Regions from separate parts of the Homo sapiens genome. Here region 1 is linked to region 2. The links are chromatin loops, found by intact Hi-C in ENCODE. Cell type or tissue: gastrocnemius medialis. All regions are shown on one strand. Each heading gives the region's core, and the rest is flanking DNA. Links, peaks and the distances in the headings are about the cores only.

The links. A loop is a pair of places that touch in the nucleus more often than their neighbours do. Peaks named below come from ENCODE experiments on the same cell type or tissue, not always from the same donor. Only the 100,000 strongest peaks of a DNase experiment are listed, where the experiment ranks them.
Region 1: it touches region 2 in a loop (5-fold over the local background); 4 of 110 quality-filtered maps call a loop at or near these places.

What each region holds. Positions count from the first base shown.
Region 1 is chr15:99,656,291-99,659,211 of GRCh38, forward strand. All of the region lies in intron 4 of MEF2A (myocyte enhancer factor 2A), which reads left to right. Among named protein-coding and RNA genes, the nearest start is that of LYSMD4, 76 kb to the right of the region's middle. In gastrocnemius medialis, for the core only: no CTCF peak of the experiment used is centred there; no DNase peak of the experiment used is centred there; H3K27ac peaks cover 212 bases.
Region 2 is chr15:99,603,321-99,606,241 of GRCh38, forward strand. The region is part of intron 2 of MEF2A (myocyte enhancer factor 2A); the gene reads left to right. Among named protein-coding and RNA genes, the nearest start is that of MEF2A, 39 kb to the left of the region's middle. In gastrocnemius medialis, for the core only: no CTCF peak of the experiment used is centred there; a DNase peak (open chromatin) is centred at 1,741; H3K27ac peaks cover 2,327 bases.

The sequences.
Region 1 (2,921 bases), core at 269-2,768, 53 kb after region 2:
CCTTTAGAGAAGTAAATGTACTTAAAAAGATAAGTATAGAGGCCTCTGCTGTATTGCAGTGTATGCATTCTTGAATAATCTCATAAACCGCAAAACCTATGCAGCTTTGTATTCTGCACATGAACATAAATGATAATTGGAGGGATAGCTTGAAATGCTCAATGAGGCATCTTAGTAGCTAGTGGCCACTATGGTGGGTCCTGTAAATACACAAAATTACTTGAATAGAAATGCTGGCAGCACTTGAATTAGGATGGGCTAGTGCATCTTAGGACAATATGATATGATTTCCAGTGTGATAACTTCATGATTGGAGTATACATTCCCAGAGCTTTCAGTAACCTAATTAATCAGGTTAATACTGTAGTAGTACTGTCACATTACCTTGTATCTTTATAAATAATTGCTCCAGACATCCTTAACTATCATGTGAAATTGAATGCATATTTTAATTGCTTATTGAAATGTGGTAGGCATACCTGAGATTAACTTTTTTGCTCTTCTTTTAAATGAGATATAATTCGTATACCATAAAATTCACCAGTGTAGATTATGCAGTTCAGTGGTTCTTAGTCCATTCACAAGTTGGTACAACCATGAACGCTATCTAATTCTAGAACATTTTCATCAATCCGAAAAGAAACCCAGTACCCATTAGCAATCACTTACCAACTCCTCCTTCCCCTACATCCTGGCAACCACTAATGTACTTTCTGTGTCTATGGATTTACCTGTTCTGGGAATTTGATATAGATGGAGTCATGCAATATGTTCTTTTGTCCAGCTTTTTCACTTAGCATAATGTTTTCAAGGTCCATCCGTATGGTAGCTGTATCAGTCCTTCATTCTGTGACCAAATAGTATTCCATTTGCTACTGTGAAGTTTGTATACAAGTTTTGGTATGGGTATAAGTTTTCACTTCTCTTGGGTATCTAGTTAGTAGTAGAATTTCCTGGATTGTGTGGTAAGTTCTGTGTTTAACTTTTTGAGGAACTGCCAAACCCTGTCCTACATCTAACTTAAAAAAAAAAATAGCAAAAACATCAACTAAAACCAATAACTTTATGGATATTATTAGAAAATGGTTGATTTTTTTTAAAATTTTGATATTGTTGGGCTAGGTTATCTGGATCAACTCTTCTGTTGAAGACATCTAAAAACTAGATAAACTGTAAAAACAGAACAAAAAAACTTTTTTACGTTATCAAAGAGCTCAAGGAATATGCCAGGCCAAAATTTAAGAGAAGGTAAGAACATAAAGGTAAAAAAGTATTTAAAGTTCTAACCACCCTGAATCATTTGCCCATCTGGATAAAGCAGTTTGTAAAACTGAGATTTGGGTTCTGATAGATTTGGGTTCTGATAGATTCAGAATCAAGGGGAAAATGATCACTTCTAGGTTTATGAGCCTAATAGATACCCCCAAAACCCTTTAAACTGGGGCCTTAAGAAAAGAGGAAAATCCACTGCCTTCTCCTGCTCCCAAAGGATTCCAAGGAGAGTTATTTAGTACTGAGCAGATAGGGGAAAGAAGAGAACACGAAAAGAAAAATAGAACATATCTGACAGATTGTAAACCAAGTTACCAGCATTGTGTGGAATCGTAGTTCCAAGTCATATAATACCAGACATTCAAGAAAACTAGTGCCCTGTTAACTGGGGGAAGCAAATTTATATCCTTTTTGAAGAAAGTCACCTTATTCTGTGTATCAGAAATCTCTTTCAAATAACCTTTCAGAACTATAGAGCATCATACAAAGATGACCAAGCATACAAGAAAACAAGGCACAGTGAGGAAAACACAGCAGGATACAGCAGAAAATAGCTCTTATATATTTCAGATGACATTGTTATTATATGTAGATTATAGAACAGTTTCACTTTCTATGTTTTAAGAAATAAGCTTGAAAATATCAGTAGGAAACAGGAAGTTATATAGGAATTGACATAGCAGAGTTGAATGAAATACTTCAAGATGTGAAAAAATACGATGACCAAAACTAATTAATGCAGTAAACATGGTGGAAGTAGATTTTCCATAACCGCAGAGAGAATTTGTGAACCAAAGATAGAAGAAATTATCTAGAATTCAATGCAAATATTAAAAGGCAGAAAATATCAAGAAAGGTTTAAAGAAAAGGAGGATCATGTTTAGAAGTTCTAGCTTATGCTTAATTGGCATTGTAGAAGACGGAAACAGAGAATCGGGTAGAGGCAATATTTGATGAGATAATGACACAATTTTCTAGGATTGATGAAAGCCCACCATCCTTAGATTTAAGAAATTCAAATCCCATGCAGAGTAAATGTGTAAAAAAAAAAACAAACAAAAACTCTATATAGACATAGTGAAACTGTGCAGAAAACAAAGACAAGAAAGACGTAAAGAAACTATCCTCAAAAGAGTGCTATTTCCAAATAACAAATGAAATCTGGAGTCAATGAAATGATATCCTAAGTGTGCTGTTTAGGAAGGGAGTAGAATGCAACCTAGAGTTCTATACCCAGAGAAAATTTCGACAGGGAAAGCATAACACCTGTATATCAGTGTTACAATCAAACCATCTACTGCTTTGGAAGAAAGGGCCAAGACCAAGTCAGGCTGCCATGGTAAGCAGTCTTCATCGAATGACCAGATGATCTCTACAGTCTTCATGTGGACGATGATCTATGTCTAATTTATCAGTAAATATCAGCATCTAGTAGGGTGCTTTCGATAAATTTTGTTGAATGAAAGAAAAAAGGCAAATTAAGGTATTTATTCAGTAAACAAAAAGGGATAGTGAAGAACCAAGCTCCAGGACTTTTGAAGATAGACTTTCTTGTCTGTGGTGCACTGAGAATCAGCTCTATCTTAGTATTCATTTACGTGTGGAGATCTAGAACAGAGTTACATTCTTTCTGGTGACAAGCTGAGACT
Region 2 (2,921 bases), core at 255-2,754:
AACTTGTGGAGATTTATTATAAGACACAGTTGTGGTGGTCTGTGTTAGTAAAATTTTTTTTTTTTTTTTTCAAAGACAGTCTCACTCTGTTACCAAGGCTGGAGTGCAGTGGCGTGATCTTGCCTCACTACAACCTCCACCTCCTGGCTACAAGCAATCCTGTGACCTCAGCCTCCTGATTAGCTGGGACTGTAGGCATGCAGCCATCACACCTGGCTGATTTTGTGTGTGTGTGTGTGTGTGTGTGTGTGTGTGTGTTTGGTAGAGATGGGGTTTTGCCATGTTGGCCAGGCTGGTCTCGAACTGCTGACCTCAAGTGATCTGTCTGCCTTAGCCTCCCAAAGTGCTGGGATTACAGGTGTGAGCCACCATGCCCAGCCAGTGTTAGTAAATGTTTTGTGTGTACTTAAGAAGAATGTGTTGAGTGGAGTTTTCTAAAAATGTTAACTAGGTCACATTGGTTGATAGTGTTCTTTTAAGACTTCTGTGTCCCTTTTGATTTTCTGTTTGTTTCAATAATTTCTGAAAGAGAAGTGTTCAATATTCAACTTCAATTGTGGATTTATTTTTCCTTTTACTGGTTCATGTGTTTGGAGGCTCTGTTACTAGGTGCATGCGTAATAAGGGTTTTTATGTTTTCTTGATGAATTAGGTCTTTGTCACTATTAAATTTTGTGAAATAGTTTGTGAAATAGTTTGCATAGTTTCTGACAAAAAGTCTGCTGTTCTTACCTTTTGTTCCCAGTATGTAAGTTTTCTATTTTCTTTGGCTACTCTTAAGACTTTATTACTAGGTTTTAGTCATTTGATTATGATGGGCCTTGTATGGTTTTCTTTGCAATAATGCTGCCTAGATTTTTTAGTTTATTGTTTAAAACCAAATTTGGAAATGTTTCACCACTATTTCTTCAAATATCCCACTTACTCCAGGTTTTTGTTTTTGTTTCCCCTGTAATTTTAGTTATATATTTGAAATATTGTCTCTCTTGGCACTGATACTGCTTTTGTTTTTCATTCTTTTCTTTCTGTCTGTGCTTTATTGGTTGGTTAACAGTACCATGCCTTCAAGTTCACTGATCTTTTCTTCTGCATTGAATAATCCCATCCAGGGTGTTTTTAATTTCTGAAAATCATTTTTCATTTCTGGAAGTTTTATTTCTTCCATTATTCTCTTCATGTTCTTATTTTTCTTTGTCTTCTGTAACATACTAAGTTTATTTATAATCTTTTTTTAATGCCCTTGTCAGTTCTGTTAACTTTATCATTTTTGAATCTCTTCATATTGATTGACTTTTATTATATGGGCCACATTTTTTTGCCTCTTCTCATTCCCTATAATGTTTGGATGCTGGATGTTGTGGTTTGACATTGTTGGGCTTAGGGGTTTTGTTTTTTTTTTTTGGTATCTTCTATATAGTGTTGGACTTTGTTTTTGTACGTGTATAAGTTAGTATCAGCTGAATCTTTTTGTTTAAGCTTGTCAGTGTTGGTCCAGAGAAGCCTTTTCCGTGGGGTTAATTTACTGCCCATTAAGGTTATATCCTTTTGAGGGCTATACTCCATGCTCTTCTGAGGATTATTCTCAATTCAAAGTAATCCCAAACAATATTCCAAAAATTTTGTTAGTTTATCTGCTTTTGTTGGAGACAGAGTCTTGCTCTGTCGCTCATCCTGGAGTACAGTGGTGTGAGCTCTGCTCACTGCAACCTCCACCTCCCAGGTTCAAGCTGTTCTCTTGCCTCATCCTCCCAAGCAGCTGGGACTACAGTCACGCATCACCACACCCAGCTATTTTTTTTGTATTTTTAGTAGCGACGGGGTTTTGCCATGCTGGCCAGGCTGGTCTCGAACTCCTGGCCTCAAGTGATCTGGCTGCTTCAGTCTCCCAAAGTGCTGGAATTATAGGTGTGAGCTGCTGCGTCCTGCCTCTCTTCCACTTTTAAAGATGTGTTCACTTTGAGCCAACCCAGATAATCCAAATTAATTTACCTATTTTAAGGACAAATGATTACCAACTTTAATTCCATCTGCAACCTTAATTCTCCTTTTCCATGTAATGTAACATATTCACAGGTTCTGGCAATTTAGGATGTGGTTTTCTTTCCTGCATAATTATTCTGCCTATCACAACTTCCAAAGTTGAACTATATTGTGCAAGGTGGACATCCAAGCTACCAACAATGTTGAAAGCTTAGATTTGTTCAACACATTTACAGACGTTACATTCTTCTTTATGCCTGAAAGGTAGACCTTATACATAAAGCATGAACAAGTAAATTGGTATGCTTTTTTGTAGGATTCTTGGCTCAGGGCCCAAGGAGCTTTACAGTACTTTTTAGATTTTAGATTTAAAAAAAAAAAAAAAGGGGCTGGGTGCAGTGGCTCGTGTCTGTAATGCCAGCACCTTGGGAGGCCAAAGGTGGGTGGATCACCTGAGCCTAGGAGTTCAAGACCAGCTTGGGCAACACAGCAAAACCCTGTCTCTACAAAAAATACAAAATTAGCCAGGCATGGTGACGCATGCCTGTAGTCGCAGCCACTCAGCAGGCTTAGGCAGGAGGATCACTTGAGACCGGGAGGCAGAGGTTGCAGTGAGCCGAGATCATGCCCTGTGTTGGATTTTAAAGGAAATTTTGTGGCCCAAGAATAGCTAAAGTAGTCTTGAAAGAAGATCAGAGTGGAAGAACTTTCTCTATTAAAAACTTATATAAATCTACAGTCACTGATTTCATGAAATAAAGCCACAAGGATAAACAAAAGAAATTAAATGCCTGGAAAAGGGTTCACATGTACACGGACACTTGCTTTATGACAAAACGCACACTTTAGTAGGGAAAGAATTAGTCAATAAATCGTCCTGGAACAAGTGATAATCTGTATGGAAAGAAATGACTTATGTTCCATACCATATGCAAACATCA